3 separate regions of the Homo sapiens genome follow, and regions 1 and 3 are each linked to region 2. A link is an interaction called in ENCODE POLR2A ChIA-PET data of the cell type or tissue named here. Cell type or tissue: Panc1. All regions are shown on one strand. Links, peaks and the distances in the headings refer to the core of each region. The heading gives the core; the rest is flanking DNA.

Region 1 (7,576 bases), core at 1,541-6,540, 260 kb after region 2:
AGAGAAAACCTCATCTCAAAAAAAAAAAAAAAAAAAAAAAGAATTATACTCGATTCTCATTACTCACAGTAGTTATGTTCTGTAACATCACTGGCAACCCCGAATTAGCAAATATTGAACCATTTTTCCTAGAGGAAATACAGGGTTAGCTTCCTGTAGGCCCCTGGTCACATTTTCTTGAATCGATTAATACACAACCTTGTATTATATGTCCTGCTTAAAGACATCCTATTTAATACATAGTTGGTTAATTAACATTGAACCTAGTATCTCCCCTGAACAAAGCTTATCTAACACATATTCTCTCCTACAATGACATAGCCTTCTTATGCTTAGGAACACTGGTGAACATTTTAGCACTACACTTGGAACTATTTTAAACAGTGAAATCACCAACAAAAAGCATAAAATGTGAAAAATATGGCTCTAAACAGACACTGAAAAGGACACCAGTTTACAAACAGGAAGGCAAAGATCATCTTATTTGAGGTCAGCTGGGAACATGCATGTTGAGTGACTCAGATTTTTCACAACTCTATACATGTCCACAAATTACCCTGAAAACACTACAAGTTATTTATTTTTTTAATGGGAAATGTTACACTGTACATTTGGGGGTTACAAATAAATGTTAGTGAGCAGACTAATTCACAAATGGAGAATCAAAGAATAATGAGGATAAACTAACTGATAATTTCTTTCTTTCTTTCTTTTTAGATGGAGTCTTGCTCTGTCACCCAGGCTGGAGTGCAATGGCAAGATCTTGGCTCACTGCAACCTCTGCCTCCCAGGTTCAAGTGATTCTCCTGCCTCAGCCTCCCAAGTAGTTGGGATTACAGGTGCCAGCCACTACTCCTGGCTACTTTTTGTATTTTTTAGTAGAAACGGGGTTTTGCCATGTTGGCCAGGCTGGTCTTGAACTCCTGACCTCAGGTGATCTGCCTGCCTCAGCCTCCCAAAGTGCTGGGATTACAGGCGTGAGCCAACACGCCTGGCTATAATTTCATTTTTAAGATTTGAGAGTTCTGTAATCATCACCTAAAACTCTCCCTCTTTTAGATATATTATCTTAATGTAGTATTAAGAAAAATCATGCTTGTTAAAATAAAGATAATAAGAAAAAACATTTTTGGTTGAAGGTAAAAAGATCTTATTCCAAGGCCGGGTATGGTGGCTCACACCTATAATCCCAGCACTTTGGGAGGCCGAGGAGGGCGGATCACAAGCTCAGGAGTTCAAGACCAGCCTGATCAACATGGAGAAACCCAGTCTCTACTAAAAATACAAAATTAGCCGGGCATGGTAGCACATGCCTGTAATCCCAGCTACTTGGGAGGCCGAGGCAGGAGAATCGCTTGAAGCCAGGAGGTGGAGGTTGCGCTGAGCCGAGATCATGTCATTGCACTCCAGCCTGGGCAACAAGAGTGAAACTCCATCTCAAAGAAAAAGAAAAAGAAAAAAAAAAGATAAAGATCTTATTCCATTTATATGCACCTATTTCTTTATTATATATTCAAAAGTCAGGCATGATAAATAGGGAAGAACATTACCAGTGGTCATGAGAGAATCTTCAACACAGATGGCCTCACATGATTTAGTATGATTAAAACTTAATAGGATATTAGGAACTATGACAAAGTAATTCACATGCTGGGTTTCAGATGATTCAATTACAAGTAATTATAAAATCGGTTTGTTTTTAATTGTGTGTTTTATTTTAGTGAAGGAGAAAAATATTTTTATGAGCTTCCTGTTCATCTAAATAACACTCTTGAGTGCTAATGATCTTCTTATGGCTCAACTTCTTTTATCAATCCTGAGAAAAAAACAATAATCAGAGCGCTCAGGAACAGTCTAGTTTATAGCTCTGAAGTAGGCAGACAATGGCCTCCCCTGCCAAAGATGTCCAGGTCCTAATCCCCAGAACCTGTGAATGTGTTGCCTTACATGGAAGAAGGGATTTTGCAGATGTGATTAAATTAAGATCTTGAGATGGGAGGATTATCCTGGATTCTGTGGATGGGCTCAATGTAATCACAAGGGTCTTTATAAGGATAAGAGGGAGGCAGAGCTTCAGAGAAGCAGCTGTGATGACAGAATCAGGGGTTGGAGTGATGAAATTGTTGGAAGGGGGCCATGAACTAAGGAATGCAGGAGACAGCAAGGAATGAAGTCTACCCTAGAGTCTCCAGAAGAAACGTATACCTGCCAGCACGTTGATTTTACCCTGTAAGACCCATTTCGGACTTCTGGGCTCTAGAAATGTGAGATGGTAAATGTGTGTTGCTTTAAGAGATGAAGTTTGTAATAATTTGTTTTTTGTTTGTTTGTTTGTTTGTTTTTTGAGACAGATCTCACTCTGCTGCCCAGGCTGGAGTGCAGTGGCATGATCTTGGCTCAGTGCAGCCTCTGCCTCCCAGGTTCAAGCGAATCTCCTGCCTCAGCCTCCAGAGTAGCTGGGACTACAGGTGCATGCCACCACACCCAGATAATTTTTTGTATTTTTAGTAGAGAGAGGGTTTCACCATGTTGGCCAGGCTGGTCTTGAACTCCTGACCTCAGGGGATCCGCCTGCATTGCCCTCCCAAAGTGCTGGAATTATAGGCGTGAGCCACCATGCCCAGCCAAGTTTCTAATAATTTGTAAATGCAACTCTAAAATCCTTAGGCAGAAGAGACTGTCTTCTGGCATGACAGCATGAGAAAGCCCATAGACCCACTCCCTAGTAAAACCAGTGAAATTATAAAAACAAAATACACAATTTAAAGCCTCTGAAAATTGTCCTAAGGTCAAACAGCAAATGAAGAAACACCTACACAAGAAAGTCTATGAAAATTCAGTTAAAAAGAGTGACAGTCTGAGATACTTGAACGGAGACAGCTTCCTCGGTCCCCTCCTCCTCACTAAGCCAGACAGGAACTCCAGTACAGACAGAAGTCAAGAACACAGAGTTCCCGCCAGGTGCAGTGGCTCACGCCTGTAATCCCACCACTTTGGGAGGCCGAGGCGGGTGGATCACGAGATCAAGAGATCGAGACCATCCTGGCCAACATGGTGAAACCCCATCTCTACTAAAAATACAAAAAATTAGCCGGGTGTGGTGGTGGGCACCTGTAGTCCCAGCTACTCGGGAGGCTGAGGCAGGAGAATCACTTGAACCCGGGAGGTGGATTTTGCAGTGAGCCAAGATTGTGCCACTTGCACTCCAACCTGGCGACAGAGCGAGACTCCGTCTCAAAAAGAAAAAAGAACACAGGGTTGGTTCCCTTTCCTCTCAACTGCCGACACCACTTAGAGGGATTTAGGAGCACAACGTCAGCATTTTTCATCCTGTCTCCAGTTACTTTGTTGTTGAAGCTCAGTTCCAGATAAGTGCAGTTCATCCCTGGAGTGGAGGCTGTACCTTAGGCGTGATACTACTGAGCCTACTGGGGCCCTGGTCATCCTTGCCCAGGCTCACAGGTGGTCATGGGTTGGGCAACTAGAACAAAGGCTCTCCATCAAGGAAAGCAAGTATCCTGTGCCAGGCATATTTATTAAAAGCAAAACACGGGCAGGGCACGGTGCTCAGCCTGTAATCCCAGCACTTTGGGAGGCCGAGGCAGGCAGATCATGAGGTCAGGAGATCAAGACCATCCTGGCCAACATGGTGAAACCCCTCTCTACTAAAATTACAAAAATCAGCTGGGCGTGGTGGCGCACGCCTGTAGTCCCAGCTACTCAGGAGGCTGAGGCAGGAGAATGGCTTGAACCTGGGAGGCAGAAGTTGCAGTGAGCCAAGATCACGCCACTGCACTCCAGCCTGGGCGACAGAGGGAGACTCCGTCTCAAAGAAAAAAAAAAAAAAAAAAGGAAAACGCTTTGCCCACAGCCCCTAACCTCCTCATATGACTTATAGGATTTTCTCTTTGCTCTTGAGAGGTTAATAAGAAACAGGATGGGGTCTTGAAATTCGAAGGCATGCCAGGACAACCCTCCTTCAGGGACCCCAGCCGGCTGCATGTTTAAACATTATGGCGCATCCATGTGCATTTTTAAACTGACGTGAAGATTATACCAAAGATAATTTAGAGCTCCAATGGCCATTTTTTAGGATCGTTCCAACTCCCAAGCTTGTTTTCCTTAGAATTAAACTAGAAGACCATGGCTAGAGGGTCAAACAGTTCAAAGGGGATGCACTTTTTTTTTTTCTGAGACAGAGTCTCCCTCTGTGGCCCAGGCTGGAGTGCAGTGGCGCGATCTCGGCTCACTGCAAGCTCCGCCTCCCGGGTTCACGCCATTCTCCTGCCTCAGCCTCCCGAGTAGCTGGGACTACAGGCGCCCGCCACCACGCCCGGCTAATTTTTCGTATTTTTAGTAGAGACGGGGTTTCACCGTGTTAGCCGGGATGGTCTCGATCTCCTGACCTCGTGATCCACCCGCCTCGGCCTCCCAAAGTGCTAGGATTACAGTCGTGAGCCACCGCGCCCGGCCAGAGGATGCACATTTTAATTGGCATCTCAAGATTAGAAAATGCATTCAGGACTCAAAAGTTGCCTTCCTGCAAAATACTGTCTCAAAGCTAGCTGAGACTCCTTCCTCTCTAGAGCCTTCTGCTTCCTTTCCTACCACTCCTCCTCTTCTTTATCCTTCTCTAGATGAACTCCCTGAATTGACTAGTACATCCCTTTTTTCCTACGCTCTTCTTCTCTCCACAGCCACCAACTTAGCTTTTAATGTTTGAAACTTCTAGGGAAGTTCCAGTCAGGGGAAGTGAAGTCGTTAAAATATGCTATTCTGGTATATTGATTTTTAAAATTATAAACACTTAAAGAAGAGCAGGAGCAAAAAGGATCACTTTGATCTTCACACTGTTTCTTAGCACAGAAAATGAAATTCCCGTATGAAAGACATTCTCCCTATACTAGAAGGAAAGGCAACAACCTTATTTTCAAGAATGAGAAGCTGAGACTGAGAGAATACTGCACAGACCTTGTTGAAATAACTCTTATTTTTAACTCTCCCCACATAATTTAGTAATATTTTCACAGTTTACTATTCTTTCTCCAATCCATTATATTGGTAACTGACTCTAACTTCTTCCTTGGGGTCTTCATTTCCTTCTAAGGGCCCCATTTATAAGTTTACATAAAACTTGTATCATGTTTTTCTCCTGCTAATCTATCTTATATTGATTTAATTTTTGGAACCAGCCCAGAACCTAAAAGGATGAAAATGTAATTGTCTTTCCCTATACTTTCTGGTGATGAGAAAGAGACCCTAAAGCCTGGGACATCCTGCTTGTAATGAAGCCTACAGAAGGGATCCTGGGAGACCTGACATTCTTACCAAAGTCAGCTCCTCCATATCTCTGTCTGTAGTGCTTGTCTGAGAGAAGAAGATAAACATTTTTGTTTGTCCCTTCTTTTCTAGATTTGGATTACCAGGATAAAAACATCAATATGAATTGATTATTTAAATTGTGACTTTTGCGAATTTGGTTCTGGGTGCCCATTGATTATTAATCCAAAGTCTCCCAAAAATAGACCTTGTTTTTCCCCTCTCCCTCTTTTGTGTAATTTGTTGAAAGGAGAAAAATTATAATACATTTTCCTTTATGTCTTGAGAGCTTGGCTTTGTGACCAGTGAGAATAGGATATTCCCTCTGGTCTCCACCAGCCAGGGTCAGGGGTACAGGTTGTTGGGCTTGGGTCAGGTTGTTAGCCAGCTGGCTAAGAGAACAAAACACAAAATGCCTCTTTGTCTAACTGAGCCAGCTCTCAGGGGAATTTGTCTTAATTGTCTCAAGCTGTGTTGCCTTGTGAACAATGAGGATCTTTGCTTTGTTAGGCTATCTTGGGGAGAAAATTTGGATCTTCAGGGAGACTGCAACTTTTTTTTTTTTTGAAACAGAGTCTCGCTCTGTCACCCAGGCTGGAGTGCAATGGCGCAATCTCTGCTCACTACAATCTCCGCTTCCTGGGTTCATGCAATTCTCCTGCCTCAGCCTCCCGGGTAGCTGGAATTATAGACGCATGCCACCACACCTGGCTGATTTTTGTATTTTTAGTAGAGATGTTTAGTAGAGATGGGATTTCACCATGTTGACCAGGCTGGTCTCGAACTCCTGACCTCAGGTGATCCACCCATCTCGGCCTCCCAAAGTGCTGGGATTACAGGCATGAGCCACCTTGCCCAGCCAAGACTGCATCTTTTGCACCCTCTTTAGGGGCACTTCTCACATCCATGGTTAAGCCACAAAAAGCTTATTGGTTTAAGTGGCAATTGGACTAGGTATATCTTTGGAGATTTGGATTTTTGTATCCAAAAGTATATTTCTAAAAGAGCTCTCATCCTAAACAACTGTCCTATTTGTACCTATGGCTTGAAGGAAGAAAATAAATGCTTTTGTAAATTAAGCATTCTCTCAGAAAAATAGGAAATAACCCAAATATTTTTCAAGTTTACATGACCTGGGATGAACGTTAGTAAATAAAAAGCTTGTTTAAGTCTGTTGGTTTAATTAAAACAGGCACGTGTTTAGGGTTGTTAACATTAACTATAATGCAGACACACAACTGCTTGTACCTGGGTTTACTAATCAAAAACTCCTGTGGTTTAGGATGGTGCTATGGTTTGGTAAGTCCCTGCCAAAATGTTGAAATTTGATCCCCAGTGTGCCACTTTGGGGATATAGGGCTTTGTAGGAGGCGTTTGTGTCATATGGACAGATCCCTCATAAACAGATTAATGTTCTCCCTCAGGGGTGAGTGAGTTTTCATTCGCATGGGAATAGATTACTTCCTAAAAGAGTAGATTGTTAAAAAGAGTGGATTCCTGAGTTTCTCTCTCTTGCTTCCTTTCTTGCTATGTGATTTCTTGGTACATGCAAGCTCCTCTTCTGCTTTCCACTATGAGTTGAAGAAACCTGAGGCCCTCATCAGTTGTAGATGCCCAATCTTGAACTTTCCAGCCACCAGAATCATGAGTCTAATAAACTTATTTTCTTTATAAACTACCCAGTCTCAGCTACCATAGCAAATTAAGTGAACTAAGACATGTCATAAAATTATAAATAAATTTAACCTATGAACAAATACACAATAAAAATAAATTGCTTGATGTGTGTCAAACATGACATTTTTTAAAAGGAGAGAATTAAAAAGATCCATAACTTTTTTTTAGGTTCTTTGTTCTGTGATGATTTTTGATAATTGTTACTAAGAAGAAAAATAACAAGATAATGACTAGCTTTGTTTAATGTCTCATGAAATTTTTATGAACAATTCAAACATAATTTATCCATTTCTTTATTTTTAAATGTGAAGAAATACAAAACATGAGAAGACCCAAAAGATACAAAAGATACAAAAAATGAATAAGGAAATTGAATCAGTAATAAGAGGACTTCCATCAAAGAAAAAGCTCAGGACTTGATCACTTCATTGCTGATTTCTACCAAACATTTAAAGAAGAACTAATACCAATTATTTTCACTTATTCCAGAAAATTGAATAGAAGATAATCCTTCCAAACTCATTTTATGAGGTCATCAATACCATGATTCAAAAACCAGACAAGGACTCCGCAATTAAAA
Region 2 (7,576 bases), core at 1,062-6,061:
ACCCTGTAGAAACAATGATACTGTAACAACAAGTACTGGGAGGAGGCAATGTGATAGGTATGCCAATTTCCTCTTTTTGATATTGGAAGGGATATGGATGTTGTTCAAAGCAGATTAAATAATAATAAAGGGTTCAGCACAATCTATTTATTTAAAGTAATAAAAACAACTATTTTTCCGAGACAGAGTCTTGCTCTGTTGCCCAGGCTGGAGTGCAGTGGTGAGATCTCAGCTCACTGCAACCTCCACCTTCTGGGTTCCAGTGATTCTCCAGCCTCAGCCTCCCGAGTAGTTGGGATTACAGGCGCCCACCACCACACCCAGCTAATTTTTGTATTTTTAGTACAGACAGGGTTTCATCATGTTGGCCAGGCTGGTCTCCAACTCCTGACAGTGTGATCCGTCCACCTCGGCCTCCCAAAGTGCTGGGATTATAGGCGTGAGCCACTGCACCCGGCCTATAGTAGTAGTATTATTCTTTTTAACAAATATACTAATATATCTAATCTGAGTCCCATGGTAGAAGAGAAAAATGGAAGACAGAAAAAAACATATGTTTTTCTTCATAACCAATAGATACTGTCTACAGGTGGTAACTCAAGGAACTTAAGTTATAAAGGTAACCAACTGAAGAACTGAGACTACAAGCATTCTAAATTATCAGAAAAATAACAAAGCAGTGAATAAAGAGAAAAAAACTCAACCTTTGTTTATATCCTGGGAAGGTGGTGGTGATAGGGTATTAGTAAAAATGTATTTTAGATATTGAAAAGTGCTAAGAAGAAATGCTTCATTGTGGTGACAGGTGAGTGAAGATCACAAGGCAGGGAGAGAGAAGCCATATGAATACCTAGCAAAGACTGCTCTAGGCAAAGCAGTGTAATGGCCTGATCAGGGACAAAACATGTAGCTGGAGCATAGTGACATGTGGCTGGAGGGTAGTAAATGAGACAGTGCATAGCAGAAGACGAGATTAGTGAGGTAATGGTGGGCAAGCTCACAAAGGGGCTTGCAGATCATTGTGAGAACCATGGCTTTCACTCAGAAACAGAATGCTATAGACTTTTTTTTTCAAGTGCCTAGAGAACATGAAAAGAAAAAGAAAATCACATATAATGGCTCCCAAGGAAAATCTCAATGTAATCCAAAAAAAAAAGGGAAATAGTTCAAATCATATTCTCTGGACAAATTAAGTAATAAAAGTAAAACTTTAAAGCAACAAACAAAACTTGGAACTATAAGAACTCTTTCTAAGGCAATCCTTAGGTCAAAGAACAAATTAAAACCAAAATTAAAGAACATCTAAAGAATAATATATCAGAATCAATAGGATAGGGCTAAATCAGTGCTCTAGAGAAACAGTCATAGCCATATATATATATATATATTTTTTTTTTTTTTTTTTTTTTCCCCCCAAAGAGACGAAGTCTTGCTTTGCCGCCCAGGCTGGAATGCAGTGGCATGATTGAATTCCTGGGCTCAAGCAATCCTCCTCAGCCTCTGGAGTAGCTGGGACTACAGGTTTGTGCCACTGCACCTCGCTAATTTAAAAAAAAAAACTTTTTGTAGAGGTCAGGCATGGTGGCTCATGCCTGTAATCCCAGCACTTTGGGAGGCTGAGGCTGGAGGATCACTTGAGTCAAGGAGTTCAAAATCAGCCTGGGCAACATAGTGAGACCTCATATCAAAAAAAAAAAAAAAAGATAAAGAAATAAATTTTTTTTCTGTAGAGGCAGAGCCTTGCCATTTTTGGTCCCAGCTACTCAGGATGCTGAGGCACAAGCATCACTTGAACCTGGGAAGTAGAGGTTTCATTGAGCCGAAACTGCACCACTGTATTCCATTTATTTGAGACTCTGCCAGACAACTGAATTTTTTATAAACATATTTATGTATTCCTTTTCCAATTAAAAATAAAATTTTCTTGTTGACTTAGACATTGAAGAAACAATAAGATTCAGAAACAATAAAAAATTATTGGATAGGCGACCAATTTTTTTTTTCTTTTTGAGACGGAGTCTCACTCTGTCGCCCAGGCTGGAGTACAGTGGTGCGATCTTGGCTTACTGCAACCTCCGCCTCCCAGGTTCAAGCAATTCTCCTGCCTCAGCCTCCTGAGTAGCTGGGATTACAGGCACATGCCACCATGCCTGGCTAATTTTTTGTATTTTTAGTAGAGACAGGGTTTCACAGTGTTAGCCAGGATGGTCTCGATCTCCTGACCTCATGATCCACCCACCTCAGACTCCCAAAGTGCTGGGATTACAGGCGTGAGCCACCGCGCCTGGCCAAATATTTTTTAAATGTTAAAAAAAAACAAAAAAAAACAAAAAAAACAACTAAGGCTGGGTACAGTGGCTCACGCCTGTAATCCCAGCACTTTGGAAGGCCAAGGCAGGTGGATCACCTGAGGTCAGGAGTTTGAGACCAGCCTGGCCAACATGGTGAAACACTGTCTCTACTAAAAATACAAAAATTGGCTGGGAATGGTGGTGTGCGCCTGTAATCCCAGCTACGCGGGAGGCTGAGTCACAAGAATAGCTTGAACCTGGGAGGCAGAGGTTGCAGTGAGCCGAGATCGCGCCACTGAACTCCAGCCTGGGCGACAGAGTGAGGTTCCGCCTAAAAAACAAAAAAAAAGGAATTCCCTCCAAAATAAAACTCAACAACAACAAAAAATCCCCCAAAATAAAGGATAAAACCCTCAAGTATAGTCGTGATTCCTCAAATCTATAACAAAGATAACACAAAGAAGTAGCATCATCCATCAAAATCAATGTCAGGTTCATGATTTACATACCGAATCAGCAGCCAAATGGTTATTTGAATTGGTGAACTCTGACACCAGCTCATCAGCGACTTCATTGTACGATGTTGTACCTTTTCGTTGAACTTTCTCACACACTTTCATTGAAAAGTGTCTCAAGCCTTTCCCATTTTTATCTCCTTTTTTGCTTCGTTTACTAGAAGGGAAAAAAGTTTTTTTTACTCCATTATACATATTAGAGACTTTCTTTACAAATCTCTGTAAGATAATGCAAGAAGACAGTAATTTAAGTTTTACTTCAAGTGTCAAAAATTTAAATTGAATAGAGATGAGAAAATGTTTATTTAAACTTACTTTTTGCCTTAAAGGTCTAATAAAGTATAAAGTTAGAGTGTTTTTCTATGCACAGCATTTATTTATTCAACAAATATTTATTGACCAGTTACTATTCTATGCCGGATACTGTTATTGACACTGAGAATAAGTCAGTGAAAAAACACAAAAACTCTGCCCTTGTACAGCTAACAGACTTATCTTTTCCTACTCTATGTAGATTATAGTTTTTTACTGAAATTAAAACTATAGTCATTTGCCACATAAGGACATTTCAGTCAATGATGGGCCGCATATACAACAGTAGTCCAATAAGATTACAATGGAGCTGAAAAATTCTCATTGCCTAGTGATGTAACCATCGTAATGGTTAATGTGAGTAATAATGCATTACTCACATGTTTGTGGTGATGCTGGCAAACAAACCTACTGCTCTGCCAGTCCTATAAAAGTCTAGCACATGCAATTATGGACAGTACATAATACTTGATAATGATAATAAATGACTATGTTACTGGTTTCTGTATTTACTAAACTATACTTTTCATCATTACTTTAGAGCGTACTTCTTCAAATTATAAATTAAAGTTAACTGTAAAAAGCCTCAGGCAATCCTTCAGGAGGTATCCAGAAGAACGCATTGTTATCACAGGAAATGACAGCTCCATGTGTGTTACTGCCCCTGAAGACCTTCCAGTAGGACAAAATGTGGAGGTGGAGGACAGTGATATTGATGATCTTGACCCCCCTGTAGGCCTAGGATAGTGTGTCTCAGTTTCCTTTTTTGGAGAGAGAGTTTCGCTCTATCCCCTAGGCTGGAGTGCAGTGGTGTGATCTCAGCTCACTGCAACCTCCGCCTCCCAGGTTCAAGCGATTCTCCTGCCTCAGCCTCCCGAGTAGCTGGGATTACAGGTGTGCACCACCACACCTGGCTAATTTTTGTACTTTTAGTAGAGACGGGGTTTCATCATGTTGGCCAGGCTGTTCCAGAACTCCTGACCTCAGGTGATCTGCCTGCCTCGGCCTCCCAAAGTGCTGGGATTACAGGCGTGAGCCACTGCGCCTGGCCCTCTGTCTCAGTTTTCTGTTTTTGGGTTTTTTTTTTTGGATTCAGGGTCTCACTCTGTTGCCCGGGCTAGAGTGCAGTGGTGCCGTCATGGCTCACTGCAGCCTAAACCTCCTGTGCTCAAGTGATCCTTCCACCTCAGCCTTCCAAGTAGTTAGAATTACAGGTGCATGTCACCATGCCTCGCTAATTTCTTTTTTGTAGAGACAGGGTCTCATTATGTTGCCCAGGCTGCTCTTGAACTCCTGACCTCAAGTGATCCCTCCCATCTCAGCTTCCCAAAGTGTTGGGTTATAAGTGTGAGCCACCCTGCCCAGCCACGTCTCAGTGTTCAACAAAAAAGTTTCAAAAGTAAAAAAAAAAAAAAAAAATTAGAAATTAAAAAACAAACAGAAAAAAGCTTATGGAATAAGGATATAAAGAAAATATTTTTGTACAGCTGTACAATGTGTAATGATTAATCAGGGTAATTGGGGTATCCGTCATCTCAAGCCTTTATTGTTTCTTTGTATTAGGAACATTCCAATTCCATTCCTCTAGTTACTTAAAATATACAATCAATTGTTGTTAACTACAGCAACCTATTGTACTACCAAATACTAGATATTATTCATTGTATCTAAGTGTATTTTTGGACCCATTAATATGTTTGTGTTTTTTTTGTTTGTTTGTTTTGAGAAAGAGTCTCACTCTATCCCCTAGGCTGGAGTGCAGTGGTATGATCTCAGCTCACTGAGAAACCCGGGTTCAAGTGATTCTCCTGCTTCAGCCTCCCGAGTAGCTGGCATTACAGGCGCCTACCCCCATGACTGGCTAATTTTTGTAGTTTTAGTAGAGATGGGGTTTCACCATGTTGGTCAGGCTGGTCTCGAACTCCTGACCTCAAGTGATCCATCCGCCTTGGCCTCCCAAAGTGCTGGGATTACAGATGTGAACCACTGCTCCTGGCCAATATTGTTTGTGTTTTAAGTCAAGTGTTACTACACGAGTAAAACAGTTTGAGAACATTAAAAAGTTTATAAAGTAAAAAATTTATAGTAAGCTAAGGTTAACTTATTATTGAAGAAGAAAAAAATCTTTTTAAAATAAATTACTGTAGCCTAAGTATACAGTGATTATAAAGTCTAAAGTAGTGTGCAGTAAATTCCTAGGCCTTCACATTCACTCACCACTCACTGACTCACCCAGAGCAACTTCCAGTCCTGCAAGCTCCATTCATGAAAAGTGCACTATAAAGGTGTATCATTAAAAAAAATCTTTTACAAGGTATTTTTACTCTACTTTTTTCTATGTTTAGGTATGTTTAAATACACAAATACTTATCACTGTGTTACAATGACCTATAGTATTCAAACCAGTAACATGCTGTGCAGGTTTATAGCCTCGGGGCAATAGGCTATACCAAGTACCTAAGTGTGTAGCAGGCTATACCACCCTGGGTTTGGGTAAGTACATTGATGATGTTCACACAACGATGAAATCGCCTAATGAAGCCTTTCTCAGAACATAGCCCCTCATTAAGTGATGTGGGACTGTGAATATATTTACTGATAAATAATTTACATGTTCTATGTTATGTACATAGAAAGAGATACTAAACATGCAGTTTTAAAAGGAATATGAGAAAAGGATATCTACTCTCCTTTCCCTACATTCCCAAAGAGTTGTGTATGCATCCCTTGTGATAGTATAGGACAGCATACTTATCTTACCTCACAGACTACTTATTTGAAATAATGTGAAATCACTAAAATATATTGAATGGTATTAAGTAGTGGAGTAGAATGGTGACATTTTCAGTTAGGCAGACATTCTCACTGCAAAGCAGATTTTGGAATCAGAATTAGTAACAGTAGAAGTGAAATTTATGAGGCAAAAGCAGAGACACAAAGACCAACTGAGAGGGTATTGCAATAGTCCAGGTAAGAGAATATGAATCCCCAAACTGGAGCTGTGGTAGGGCAGGAGATAAAAAGATGGATTTACAAAATTTTAAAAGACAAAAAATCAATAAAATTGTCTGAAGTGGAGGGTAAGGAAGAGAGGAATAGTAGAATGACCTCTAGAAAGAAGGGTCATTTACTGAGATCGAAGAGATGAATTAAATTTATGAGTTGCATTTTAAACCTCCTAATCAGCACTGTCCAATACCCCTAGGCATAACTCACATGTGGCTATTGAATACTTGAAATGTGGGAAGTGTGAATTGAGATATGTCGTAAGTTTAACACACTGGATTTTAAATACTTAATATAAGGAATGAATGTAAAATACCTCACTAGTGATTTTTATATTTAATTACACACTGAAATACAATATTTTGGATATATTGGACTAAATTAAAAATATTAAAATTAACTTCAGATATTTATTTTCTTTTAAAATTTCTATTGGGCAGAAATAATGTTGTGTATGGGATTATATAGCCAGGAAAAGAACTGGTTAATGGCTTAAAGTAAATAAATTTCTCAACTTAGTGGTTATATGCTTTTTTCTTCTTCTTTTTTTTTAAAAGACTACTCAAGTAGTCTTTACCCCCTACTCAAGTAGGGGGTAAAGTGTAGAACAAGGAGTTTGATCTGTGTTCAACTGATTGTGAACCATCAATTGAGATAACTCACTACCTTCAGGCCAGCCAGTTACATACTTTTGAAAAGCCAAGAGTGAAGCAGGGTTGTTTTTCATCCAATTCTTGGTCTTTTTGTTAAAGGCAGCAATAAGATAGGGTGGTTTCGGGCAATCACTTAGCTAATTGGCTCTCTATAGTCATACCTGGATAATATTTGTAGTCATACCTGGATAATATTTAAAGGAAGAAACTAAACATAGTCCTTAAGTAGGAACAACTACAATTTTAACAACTATTATAAAACAGTGATGGCTATACTCTTGAAATGTAGATACAAGCCTACATGTAAGAGTTTTATAAAATCAGTTCAGTGCATAAATTGATAATAAACTTGAAGAAAACTTGGTTAAATATCAACATTAGTAAACTATCAGATACATATTTTGAGCAGTTTACTCGATTTAACTCTGATCCACAGTCCTTCATCTGAAAAATGCAGAATACACATCTCACAAGTTGTGAGGATGAAATGCATATAACATATGGTACACTACAAGTGATCTTATCCCCTTCATGAGCTGCTAGAATTTTCATAAGCAATATAAAACCAAAGGGCACTATTCAACAATGGCTGGATCAAGAAATTAAGCTTATTATTTGGAAGGTTAATAGAATATCATGCCAAAACTCAATTAACATCAACATTAAAATTCAACAAAGGAGGTTAAAAGAGTCAACACCTGCCATACACAGATGAGAGATTTGGTCCTGCAACCAATCCAGTAAGCCACTTTGAAAGTTAAGCAAAAAATGTCTCTAGTTAAAGAACACTAAAAGGCAA
Region 3 (7,576 bases), core at 1,541-6,540, 82 kb after region 2:
TCTGGTTCTTAGCTCGATTTCATGTGTGCTAAGAATGATACTGCTCTGCCAACCAAGAAAATAATTTGTTCCTGGGTGGGTTGTTTTGTATCTCTTACTCAGAAAGGAATTTTTGAAATCTAAGGATAATGTGCAACTGGGAAGCTATGAACTGTGGTTAATCAACTAATCCAGAATTTCTACAAGTAGTCTGGTGAAACAATCTGAGTGCTATGAATTCCATAAATTATTTTATTCCAAAAGATAAGTTTAAGTAAAAGTGACTGCATTTCAAACTATATTAGGAGAAAAGAAAAACGTTAGAGAAAGACTTTATTTCCCTAATAATACAGAATGAGTTGAGAGGGAATGGTAATACCTATAGAATTATGTATGGCTACAGGGAGACGCTAGAAGTTTTCCTCTTTGACCACGGTGCCCGGATTCAGTTCCTTGGCTTTATAAAGTTCTCCATCCATACCATCACAGAGTTTCTGCTATTATGACATACTTTTCCCCAGGCCAGTTCAATACCAATCAAGCTTGGTATGTGTTTGTGTTAGAATCCTTTAAGGTCTATGGTCCAGATATACCAGATGTCACTTTTCTCCTTATGGCCTATAAAATAGTCACAATTATCTTACAAGATTCCACACTCAAATTTCACAGAAACGGAGATAAGGATATTGCCTTAAAGTGCTTACATCTCCACTGATTTATACAGCCTGATTTAACCCTTGTTTATTTATAAATTAGTATTTTATTCTATTTTTTAAATGTCCAAGTCATTTAAAAATTACCTTGATAACTAACCCTCGATATTAAAAGAGAGAAGCCAGTGATCATACACATAAAATCTACACCATCTTTGAATTTAAGTACCTAATAATGAACTGTTTTTACTCACAACACTTCTGACACCAAATGTTTGGGTTTTTTTTTTTTTTTTTAAATCACACCAACCAATTCTCCAATTCTTCAGACACCAATTAGGTGTCTAACAATTCAATACAATTTTGATAGTAACTACCTGGAGTTAGCCCAGACCTCACAGACTAAGAGGTCAGTCCCATAAGACTGCCTGCCACAGCTGCTAGCCACAGATGACATGCCCAGGCTACTCCCATTTCTGCCTACAGACTACAAATTTGAGGGTTCCCATGACCCCGCCTCAGATTTAATAATTTGCTAGAATGACACAGAACTCAGTATAGCACTTTACTTACTATTACTGGTTTGTTTAAAAGGCTACTACAACTCAGGAAGGCAACAGCCAAATCGAAGAGAAACGTAAGACAGGGCAATGGGGCAGGGGTAGGGGGTGGGTGCACAGAGCTTCCATGCCACCTCCAAGCACGCCACCCTCCCAGTACCTCACTGTGTCCACCAACCCAGAAGCTCTCCAAACTGTCATTTATGGGGTTTTATAGAGGTTTCCTTATGTAAGCATGATTGATTAAATCATGGCCATTGGTAATCATCTAAATCTCCAGGCCCTCTCTCCCTGCTGGAAGTCAGAGGTGGGGTTGAAAGTTTCAATCCTTGGTCTTTCTGGCACCAGCCCCCATCCTAAAGCTATCTAGGGGACCCCAGTCAACAATCTTCTCATTAGAGTACAAAAGACACTCATTACTTTGGAGATTCAAAGGGCTTTAGGAACTGTGTGCCAGAACTGGAGGCAATGAACAAAATTTATTTTTTATTATACACATTGATATTACAGAATAAAGCAACAGTTACTCAGCTATTTTTCTATGGTAATCAGTAGCAGTCATAGATATGCTTTGATCAATTCTATATAAATTGATACATGTATCAAACAAAGCCCTGAAGCTTCAGGCCTAAGCCTCATGCATTTGCTTGTGGCCATTCTACCACATATGGTTAAGATTTTCCAATGACTGTATCAATGTTTCCTAACAAGTGGGTTGTTTCATAGTGAGGTCTAAAGATCTGGAATAAAAAAAAATCAAGAAAAGCTTCACAAACTGGCCAGTAAAATAATCAATGACCAATGGTCAAAATAATATACGACCAATTTCTAAAGGATTAGCTGTCTTTTCTAATACCACACTATTACATTTTATAATTCAGAGTAGAAGAGAGTTGTGAAAAAAAAGCATTCAACAGAACTTTTTAACATCATCTAGGATAACAGATGCTATTGAGACATAGTGTCACCGTTCTCTCCAGCTTTCTTTCTTTTTTTTTGAGACAGAGTCTTGCTCTGTCACCCAGGGTGGAGTGCAATGGTGTAATCTCGGCTCACTGCAATCTCTGCCTCCCAGGTTCCAGCGATTCTCCTGCCTCAGCCTCCTGAGTAGCTGGGACTACCAGCGTCGGCCACCATGCCCAGCTAATTTTTTTGTCTTTTTAGTAGAGACGGGGTTTTGCCATGTTGGCCAGGCTGGTCTCAAACTCCTGATCTCAGGTGATCTGACTGCCTCGGCCTCCCAAAGTGCTGGGATTACAGGCTTGAGCAACTGTGTCCAGCCCCTCTCCAGCTTTCTTTCCTTCTATTTGGAACTTCTTTTATTTACCTCCTCTTAAAACACGTTTTTTCTAGTTCTCTTTGTTCATAAGTAATCCAATATATATTATAGAATTTATCTCATGGATACATCTTAAATAATATAAAGATAACATTAACTTTGCTTTTTATTTTAATGGGTACTTGAATAATTAGATTCTCCCAAAATAAGTACCACATAAAAAATCACTAAAATGTATACTTATTTTCCAGTCATTTTACAATTTTACTGTTCTCCTTTCTGACTGTCTATATGAGGTTATCTTGAGAGAAAGTTCCACTTTGAAAATTTTACTAACAGAAACTTTCCTGAACTCCTTGCCTCAAGTGATCCTTCCACTTCAGCCTCCCAAAGCATTAGGATTATAGGCGTGAGCCACTGTGCCCAGCATAACAGTAACTTTCTCATATCCATCTTAAGTACTCTTTTTAAAATTAAAGATCCAAAACTGGTGGGTAGGGGACAACAAATGGAAGCTCCCAACAAAACCTAAAAAGAGAAAAACCCAACAGTAGAATTTTTTCATTGTCTTATCCACTCAACAAATATACAGTGAGCTCCTGTGAGACAGGCACTATGCTAGGTACAAGTCCCATGTTGTCTCAATAGCCTGCCATTACAATATGATCTTAAAATGCCAATGAGGTTAGCAGCATTCTGTATTTATTTATTTAAATTATACTTAAATATATAAAAATGTGTGTGTGGAGGGGGGCAGTTTTTGGGTTGTTCTGTGCCTTCTACCTTGTTCTAAAAACTCAAGACAATAGCAAGAATGGAATAAATTCTGAGAACTACACATGGAGGGTTAGGAGTAAGGTATCAGTGGATAAAACAGAAAGAAAACCAAGATGTTAAGAATATTTCAAAGATTTTAAAGCTCTAAAAGTAACACAAACATCTGGGTAGTGCTTTACAAATATTATCTTACTTGAGTCTAGCAGTGTTCCTGATGACAACAGCCGACAGAGACTGGTTATCAACTTACTTATTTGTCTTTGGCAAAAAATTTCAACTCCGTCTACTGAACGATTTTTCATATGAGAACGTCTTTAATTTTTATAGCTGAAGCCAACAGGAAAATAACATTCAATCATAAAAGTATAATTCAACTCAAACTAAATCTCATTAGGTACCATATTACAGGACACTAACACTTGAGACTTTAAAAATTAAATGTATGCTATTTTTAAGTTTCATACATAACCTTGGATCAAGTTATAATATCCTTTGATATATTTTGTAAAATACTTCTTATAATTAAGTTCCTTGAAATAAAGTTAAAATATATCTGATACTGAGCTGCAAACTACAACAACGTTTTAGCATAATTTACAACCAAAAATATAGGAAAGGCTCTCAATTCATTAATCATCCAGGAAATACAAATTAAAGCTACCATATATTACCACTGCACACTTACCACACTAAGTATAAGAAAACAGATGAAAAATACTGTGATGGTTAACTTTTGTGTCAACTTGACTGAGCTAAAGGATGCCCAGATAGCTGATAAAACATTGTTTCTGGGTGGTCTATGAGATGTTTCTGGAAGAGACTAGCATTTGAATCAGTAGAGTGAATAAAGAAAATCACCCTCTCCAATGGAGAGGGGCATCATCCAACCTGTTGAGGGCCCAAAGAGAACAAAAAGGCAACAGAAGGGAGAATCTGCTTCTGTTTGAGCTGGACATTCATCTTTTCCTGCCTGTGAAATTGGCACACTGGTTCTGAGGCCTCTGGCCTAGAATTGGGACTTGTACCATCAGCCCCTCTAGTTCTCAGCCCTTCAGACTTGAGCTGGGACTTGTGCCACTGGCTCCCGTGATTCTCAGCCTTCAGACTCAGACTGAATGACATCACCAGCTTTCCTGGTTCTCCAGGTTGCAGACAGCAGGTCACAGGATTTCTTGACCTACATAACTGTATGAGCCAATCCCTATAATCAATCAATTTCTCTCTCTCTCTCTCTACACACACACACACACACACACACACACACACACACACACACACACACACACACAGAGCTGATATTTGAATAACAGGTTCAAACTGTACAGGTACACTTATACACAGATTTTCTTCTGCCTCTGCCACCCGAGACGGCAAAATCCACCCCTCCTCTTCCTACTCCTTCTCAGCCTACTCTTCATTAACATGACAAGGATGAAGACCTTTATGACAAACCACTTACACTTAATGAATGGTACACATATTTTCTCTCCCTTAAGATCTTCTTAATAACATTTTCCTTTCTCTGGCTTACTTTATTGTAAGAATACAGTACACAATCTATAACATACAAAATATGGGTTACTTAACTGTTCATGTTATCGGTAAGGCTTTTGGCCAACAGTGAGCTATCAGTAGTTAAAATTATACACAGATTTTTGACTGCACAGGGAGGTCAGTGCCCCAACCACTGCGTTGTTCAAGGGTCAGCTGTATATATACACATATATATATATTATATAATATATATGTGTGTGTGTGTGTGTGTGTGTGTGTATATATATAGTCATAAAAAACCAATAGGAGAGACAGCGGTTCTGATTCTTTGGAGAACCCTGACTAATGCACATTAGGTATTGGCAAGGATGTGGAGCAACAGAAATCCTCATCTGTTGCCAGTGGGAGTGTGAACTGGTATAACCACTTTGAGAAAAATCATCTGGGAGTATCGACTAAAACTGAACCCCAACCAAACAGTTCCAATCCTAGGTGTATGCCCTGTAGAAATACGTACATGTGTTCACCAAAGGACATGGACTAAAATATTTATGACATAACTAATCATAATATTCCCAAACTTAAAATTACCTACCCAAATGCCCAATAACATTAAAGTGAATAATGGTTTATTCACACAATGGAGTATTACATAGCAATGAGAAAGGATGAACTATGATTACTAAGCTTGATCTCACAACATCTTCTTAAGCAAGAGAAGCCAGTCACAAAAGAATAAATACTGTATGATTACATTTATATAAAGTACAAAAACAGGAGAAAATAATCTGTGCTTTTAGAAGTCATGATAGCAGTTATCCTTGAAATAGAGCACAAGGCATGCTTCTAGGGTGCTGGTTATATTCTGCTTCTAGATATGAGTGCTGGCTTATAAAACGTCACTGAGCTGTACACTAATATATGTGTGTAAATAAAACTTGAAATAATATGTAAATATAAAACATGAATATTTTAATTATAAAAGTAATATCCAGTCATGGATATGTTACAAATACAGAAGAGAATATATAGTAACAGTCAATCATAATCTCACATTCTAAAGATACTTTGTAAAAAGTAATTTGTTATATTTCCTCATTTTTCTCTATAAATAAATCTCACATAGTTAAGAACCTAAAATACAATTTCACTTAAATCTGAGCTCTTAAATTTTATTAAAATATGCTTACATAAAATAATTCTTGTATATCAAGCATTTTTAACTTTAAAATGCTTCTCTTCATAAGCAAAACTTAATGGCTACAAAATTAGCTATCATATACATACATACACAGTTTATTTAGTAATTGCAAAACTACAGACTTCAGTGTAGGAGCTACTTTTCTGCTCTTTATAATAAACATCTATGATAAACATCTCTGTCTGTGTCTACATTAATCAATTGTTGAAAGTTATTTCCTTAGGATAGCTACCTAGAGGTGGAATTGCCAGAAATAATGTTTGCACATTAAAATTGGTAAAGGGTAAAATATTACCTAGCATAAAAACAGAGGGTTGAAAAAGCAACAAAATGAATAACTTTATTTCTTTCTTTACTAGTCTTTTATTTTAGACAGTGCTCCTTAGTTGGTGAAGCCTCTCAATAAAGCAAAAGATCCACTGTCGAAAAGTCTAAGACATGTAAAGCTTGATGACATCGTAGTATTAGACACATAGCAGGTACTTAAAAAAAAAAATTTCTGAATTGAATGAAAACCTTAGGCAGGAAAATCAGGCTGATCCTACTTGTTGCTCATTCTCCACTTTCATATACCCTACCATATACCAGTAGTTTTTTGGTTTTTAGTTTTTTTCTTGTTTTGAGACAGAGTCTTACTCTGTCGCCCAGGCTGGAGTGCAGTGGTGCAATCTTGGGTCACTGCAACCTTTGCCTCCTGGGTTCAAATGATTCTTGTGCCTCAGCTATCCAAGTAGCTGGGACTACAGGCCTGTGCCACCACATCCAGGTAATTTTTGTGTTTTTATAGACATGGGTTTTACCATGTTGGCCAGGCTGGTCTCGAACTCCTGGGCTCAAGCGATCTGTCCACCTCGGCCTCCCAAATGCTGAGATGACCGTGCCTGGCCAACAGTAGTGCTTAAAGTATGGTCCAGTGCTAGTAAACATCAGCTTCTCCTGAGAACTTGTTAGCGATACCAATTTTCAGGTCCCACCCCAGACCTACTGTATCAGAACTCTGGAGGTGATGCCTGGTAATCTTTATAACATGCCCTCTAGGTGACTCTCATGCTTGATAAAATTCGAGAACTACTGACTTAAAGTATTCCCAACCTCCAAGCATACTAAGAAAATATCACCTTTATTAATCAGGGAGTAGAAAAAAGATGAATCACTTTTTCAAATTATTACTCAAGTGCCTACTTTGTTCATTTGGGAGACTGAGGACCTTATTGATAAATAATGTTTTCATCTTCTCTAATTCCTTTAGATTTGCGATTTACATGTCTGCAGTGTCAGTCATGCTGCTTTTCATATGTAAATGGGTCCCAAATGGACTCACTAAAGGATGTAAAGAATACACAAGTGTCACTGGATGTTATCCAATGTAAAACAACGTCACTGAAAAAAGGGATAATAAGAGTTTCCAATACGCAATCAAAGAAACAGAGCAAAGTTGTATAATTCTACCTAATCACAACAATATATGTTGCAAAAGTAGTTAACAGGAAGATAAAAGATGTGGTAACCTTAGTCTCTTTAAAAACACTTTAATATTTTCCTTTATTTTTTGTTTTAAATCAGGAACTCCTCTGATTTTCATTTTTAAAAGGTAGTTCTTATTGAATTGTAGTATCTAATTATTTAATATGGT

Evidence for each region. Peaks named below come from ENCODE experiments on the same cell type or tissue, not always from the same donor. Only the 100,000 strongest peaks of a DNase experiment are listed, where the experiment ranks them.
Region 1: POLR2A ChIA-PET joins it to region 2 with 6 read pairs; 2 of 35 experiments call an interaction of 5 or more read pairs at or near these places.
Region 3: POLR2A ChIA-PET joins it to region 2 with 5 read pairs; 5 of 35 experiments call an interaction of 5 or more read pairs at or near these places.

What each region holds. Positions count from the first base shown.
Region 1 is chr3:142,237,584-142,245,159 of GRCh38, forward strand. No RefSeq gene overlaps it. Among named protein-coding and RNA genes, the nearest start is that of GK5, 16 kb to the left of the region's middle. RefSeq lists an enhancer at 5,529-6,030. In Panc1, for the core only: no CTCF peak of the experiment used is centred there; no DNase peak of the experiment used is centred there; H3K27me3 peaks cover 681 bases.
Region 2 is chr3:141,975,720-141,983,295 of GRCh38, forward strand. It overlaps TFDP2 (transcription factor Dp-2), which reads right to left. Exons shown (of 13, transcript NM_001178139.2): 7 at 2,801-2,963. Among named protein-coding and RNA genes, the nearest start is that of ATP1B3, 100 kb to the left of the region's middle. In Panc1, for the core only: no CTCF peak of the experiment used is centred there; a DNase peak (open chromatin) is centred at 3,482; H3K27ac peaks cover 1,655 bases.
Region 3 is chr3:142,057,408-142,064,983 of GRCh38, forward strand. The region is part of intron 3 of TFDP2 (transcription factor Dp-2); the gene reads right to left. Among named protein-coding and RNA genes, the nearest start is that of TFDP2, 88 kb to the right of the region's middle. In Panc1, for the core only: no CTCF peak of the experiment used is centred there; no DNase peak of the experiment used is centred there.